Linked DNA regions of Homo sapiens: region 1 is linked to region 2. A link is a contact called in ENCODE Hi-C data. All regions are on one chromosome and are shown on one strand. The core of a region is the stretch at or near the end of the contact, and the rest is flanking DNA. Distances in the headings are between cores, read along the strand shown. Region 1 has its middle 11 kb from the start of TRW-CCA3-2. Region 2 holds the start of ZNF322 (zinc finger protein 322).

Region 1 (2,714 bases), core at 61-2,560, 320 kb before region 2:
GGTTCAGAGGCTGAGGATACCTCGCCAGGATGCTGAGGAAAGAAGCCAGGATTTTAGTGGTTCTGCACTCAGAAACCAGGGCACAAGAACGCAGAGGCAGATGCCCTAGTGGACAGACGACCAGGGAGGGCCAGCGGTTCTTCTCCATGCGTGGACACAGGAGCGGTCTTCTCTTCATGTCCAAACTGAGATACCATCTGAGGAAAAGGAGAGGCCCAAAATTAATTAATAAAGCCCTGAATTGACTAGGACGAAGACCATTATTGACTCAGGAGTAGCCTGGTTTGACTAAGATGAAGGATATGCCATTAAGCGGGAAGGGGCAGAGGATGGAAATAAAGCTCAGTTTGCATTCATATAAACGTACAGGCGCGCACCATCATGCCCGGCTAATTTTTGTGTTTTTATTGGTCAGGCTGATCTCGAACTCCTGAGCTCGCGATCAGCCCGCCTCGGCCTCCCAAAGTGTTGGGATTACAGGCGTGAGCCACCACGCCTGGCAACGCCTCTAGGAGCAAAACGTGCATTTCAGCTTTTGAGGTTCCCTGCTGTGCACAGCCCTCAGCTTGCCATCTATAGGCCGCTCCATTGACAGGGGTTGAGAGGGTGAGACTTTCTCAGGCCCACGGCACAGGCAGTGATGCATATCCGCCATGAGGGGGCGGCGAAGCCTAGAGAAAGAGAGAGACACCTGAGACGAGTTCGAAGAGGCGGGAGGAGGGAAAAAGCTGGGGCGGGAGGAAAGGGGACGGGCAGGGAGGGATGGAGAGGAAGAGAGAGAAGGAGGGATGGAGAGGAAGAGAGAGAAGGAGGGAGGGAGAGGAAGAGATGATAGAGTGAGGGAACGAGGAGGAGACGAGGAGGACTTGTGGGAGGAAAGAGAGAGCAGAGAAAAGGTGAGGAGTGGGAGGAGGGAGAGGAGAGAGGGAGGAACGGGAAGGAGGAGAAGAGTGGAGTACGAGGGAAAGAAGGAGGAATGAGAGGTGAAAGGAGCAGGGGAGGAGGGAAAGCAAGTTACTGAAGGGGAAAAACAGTTCTCTGGACAGCAGTTAGCGACAGTTGTAGAGTACTTTACATTTTACAGTGTGTCACAGATACTGGCTCATGTTTCCCTCACAGTAACAACCCAATTAAGCGGTAAGCAGTAATTGCTGTCCACGTATTATTTTCAACCTGAAATGTTATTTTTAACAAAACATACTTTATATATGACAAAATAAAGAGAAACATTGGGGCAAGTGTACAGACTAATGAACATTTACTACGTTTTAGTTTAGTGGTTTTTTGTTTTGTTTTGGTTTGGTTTTGACACAGAGTTTCACTCCTGTCACCCAGGCTGAAGTGCAATGGTGCTGTCTTGGCTCACTGTAACCTCTGCCTCCCCAGTTCAAGCGATTCTCGTGCCTCAGCCTCCTAAGTAGCTGGGATTGCAAGCATGCGTCACCATGCCTGGCTAATTTTTTATATTTTTAGTAAAGACAGGGTTTCACCATGTTGGCCAAGTTGGTCTTGAACTCCTGGCCTCAAGTGATCCAGCCACCTCGGTCCCTCAAAGTGCTGGGATTACAGGCATGAGCCACCAAGCCCGGCCTTGTTTTTTGAGACAGAGTCTCAAAAACCAAGGCTCTGTTGCCCAGGCTGGAATGCGGTGACACAATCACAGCTCACTGCAGCTCCAACCTCCCGGGCTCAAGTGGTTCCTCCCACCTCAGCCTCTATAGTAGCTGGGACTACAGGCATGAGCCACCATGTGTGAGCTACATTTCATGGTCTCTTTAAATCCATTTCTATGTTAATTCTCAGATCTCTGAATAGCATGTCACCAAAAAGCATGCTGTCTGAGCATGTCAGAGCTCAGACACAGAGGCAAAGGGACAGAGCAGCACACAAAACTTAACAGAAGTGCGTTCTCAAGGAGTCGGCTTGCTAATGGTACAGAGAGAAAATAAGTAACACGTAATGTCAGATGATGACTTAAATGTTATGGAGAAAAATTAAGCATAGGCATGGAAGTAGGATAAAGAGGGGCAGGGGACAGGGAAGTGGTTAGGGAGGGTTTTAAGCAGCCTTCTCATCTGTCAAATGGGGACAATAGCCCCTACCTGCAGGCAACACACCCTCTTTCCACCAATCATCCTTGGACTCCTCTCAGGGAGTCAGCCGGGACAGTACCCAGGGTAAGTCATCTTACCTCTCCCCTCCAGCAGGTCTCCAATAGGGAAGGAGGGATGGTTACTGTACATGTGCCCTTCACAATTTCAGATCCTTATAACTGGAAGGCTCATTCTAAATGACTAGAAAGAGATCCTGAGGGGGTCTTATTTCCAGCCCCTCCAAACAAATTTCAGATCAGAATACCATGCTAGTCTTCAACTTCTTAGCAGAAAGGGAAGTTATAAGGTCTCCCAGGGAAAAGCACAGATTTATCAGCAGCAGGTTACCTATTTGGGGTCCCTCCTAGAAGGAGAACAACGTTTGTTCCAAGACAGATGGGAGGTAATATGCCAACTATAAGCACCAGGGACCCAGAAGCAACTCTGAGAGTTCCTGGGAATGGCCTGGTTCTGCCACCTCTGGATTCCTAATTTTGGCCTCATTGCCCACCCCTCATATAAACAATCAAAAGGAAAGGACATGGGCCCTTTTAAATGGATGGTAGAATGCAACCAAGCAGTCCAAGTGGTTAAGACCCAGCTTATGAGAGCCCCAGCATC
Region 2 (2,700 bases), core at 87-2,586:
AGTTTTATCACTCTGCTATCTTAGGAGCTAAGAAAGGGGCATTCTCTTTTTCCATATATCTTCTCCCATACTTTCCTGTCTTTCACCCTGCCCCACCCCACACCCCCATCCACATTTATACAGAAACAGAGCCTGGTATACCACTTACCGTAACAAGAAAGACTCAAGACCATCTTCCTTTTGGTTTCAAAAGGTCTCTAGTTCAGAACTATTCACAACACTCAATTCTTGCCTCTCCTAGAGGAAAAATCAATAATGTAGACGATGACCTTGTGAAATTTATAATTCATAATTTTTCTAGAGCTGGCCTAGAAAACTGGTCCCATTTCCTCTCCATTCTAGTGAGCATCCTTCAACCATAGCTTACCTCTTCCCATCTTTGCTTACACTGTTTCTCCTGCAGGAAGTACCTGCCACTGGTAGCCATCAGTTCCGACCAGCTCTAGACAAAATGTCAAGAATCTTTCTATTACTAACTGTAACTTCATAACAAAGCCCTAAGCCTCGTTTTTCGTTTGTTTTTTCTCCTTCTGCTAATTGTTTTTGTTTGTATTATCTCAACTCCTAAGATCAAAGACCCATTCGTCTACCACTACAAACCCCAAAGTGCATGTGATAAGTGTATATAATATAAAGTTATCTGTAATTCCATTTTCCAAAAAGAAATGGTTATAGGAAGATTAAACAAACCAGATTTTTCTGCAGATAGATTCAACTGCAACATAACTAATTTCTGCACTGAAGATGAAGCGAAAAATCCATTCAAGGTCCTTTTTTTCCTCGATATATATGAAAGATTATATTGCTTTGAAAAGTGCCTTGCAGTGTTTACTATCTCTAGGAACTACCGTACTAAGGTTCTCTTCTTTCAACTTTTCATTGACCATCTTTCAGTCCTCCGTCCGCCGTCAGCGGAGACCAGACCATGCTCAGTGTCCAGGAACAGGGGCTGCTCCCACTCGACTGTGGCCGTGGGTCTTGGGTCCCACCGCGCACCCATCCCACCCCTGGGCCCCGCAGGCCGCGCTTACCCTGGCAGCCGCCGGCGCCGCCCCTAGGCCTGGGGACAGCACTTCCGGTTACTCTCCGGACACTCGAATCTGGGCTTCCTGGCGGCCGCAGACTCTGCGATAGTAGATCTAAGGGCCAGGCTTCGGGAAGGAAAGAAAAGCGAACCCGGCACGGACAAGACCTAGGAGCAACTCCCTTCGTGCGCCTAGACTAGAGGAGTTGGGGCCAGGCCGCCCACAGAGCGCTTTAACAGAGCGCTTCAAGGGCCCACAAGGCCGGCTACGCAAACCCTTTCAAGCTGGCTGGGAAGAGGCCGGCGCAGCCCCACCCCCGCAAGTCACATGATCACCCCTCTCCGGCCACTAGGGCGTTCCAACCCCGGCCCCTGGGCCAATAGGAGCCGAGTCTTCGGAAAGGGGCGGGGCCCGGGGCGCCTGCGCTCTGGGAGCCCTCGGCGTTTTGGTGGGAGGGGGTCTTGCTGGCGCAGTGGAAGGCCGGCTGCGGGGGGAGGCGATCGCTGCCACCCTGTCTAAGAAGAAACGGCACCAACAGCGTTGCAGTTTATGTTACAGTTTCCCCAAGGCTGTTAACCGAGGACTCAAACCAGGAGTAGAGTCACAAAGATTAGATGCCACTGACCCTGAGAGAAACACCAGGAAAGATCTGGGAGAGATAGAGGATTCTGAAGCACAGTGGCAGCGCTGTCATCCACGAAGATGTGGCCAGCGAGATGGAAGAAATGCTTTTAAAAGTGGTGGACTTGTGTGGGTGGAGAAAACAGCAGCGAGAGAAAGTACTGTGGGAGGTTCCCCAGTCCTTGCTGATTATGTTTCTGATTTGGAATCAGCTAAGAGTAAATCACCTAGTGGTGGGGCTGGAACAGAACTCAGTTCTTTAGGTTGAACACTGGGTATTCTCCCAGCTCAATTGTTAAATTAAAAAAAACAAACCAACAAAAAACAGTTTTTAAATGTCCTCAGCTATCAAAGGGAAAAGATGAGTAGTAGGAATATGGAAAACTAAACCCTGGGCAGCCTGGCCAAGGACTTGGATTGTGAGCCAGTTGCTGAGGTTTAGTAATTGGGGAGCGCAGTCTCTGAGACACGTATTCAGTATTAACTAATCATGTTCCTACTAGTGGAATTCTTCCGCAGAGGGTCTACAGCTTATTCTACTTTCATGTTTATTTTTAATGAAACTTTCAAGGTCAAAATATTCCACTCAGGGTTGTCTTAATATTTTGAATAATAACATTTTGAGTGTGTAGCATGTATCAAACACTGTTCTAATAACTTTACACTATTGTCTCATTCAGTTGTAACAAAAATCGTGTGAGATATGTATTCTTTTAGGAGGAAACTGGTGCACAGAGAGATTAAGTAGCTTGCCCAGGATCACATATTACTGATGAAGCTGTAATGTGAACAGTCTGATGCCAGATTCTGTGCTTGCAGTCACTATACTTATGGCTACCTCAATAGTGGTGAGTGTATTGTGTAAAATTATTGGAATAAAAATTAAGCAAGTTGGATTCTGATCTCTGCACTGCATATAACAAGGTCTGAATATGTGTAGAATTGAACTGTTCAACCTTTTCTTTCAGGATACATTGGCCCAAAGTACTCTTTATTAATTGTTTTATTCAGTTAAACATTTATTGAGCACCTCCAATTAACAGGACACCATAGG

The links. A loop is a pair of places that touch in the nucleus more often than their neighbours do. Pooled maps may share reads with other maps.
Region 1: a pooled map shows a loop between it and region 2 (5-fold over the local background). The contact joins the enhancer-like site here to the promoter of ZNF322 in region 2. A Hi-C loop is called at or near these places in 8 of 50 pooled maps.

What each region holds. Positions count from the first base shown.
Region 1 is chr6:26,341,146-26,343,859 of GRCh38, forward strand. No RefSeq gene overlaps it. Among named protein-coding and RNA genes, the nearest start is that of TRW-CCA3-2, 11 kb to the left of the region's middle. RefSeq lists an enhancer at 1,365-1,504. Within about 2 kb of position 1,311, at least 2 of the 41 ENCODE cell types and tissues checked have a DNase peak (open chromatin) inside an H3K27ac peak, as active enhancers do.
Region 2 is chr6:26,658,410-26,661,109 of GRCh38, forward strand. ZNF322 (zinc finger protein 322) reads right to left here and starts at 1,337. Exons shown (of 4, transcript NM_024639.5): 1 at 1,032-1,337; 2 at 149-237. RefSeq lists enhancers at 767-1,267, 988-1,037, 1,048-1,237, 1,268-1,768, 1,468-1,527 and 1 more.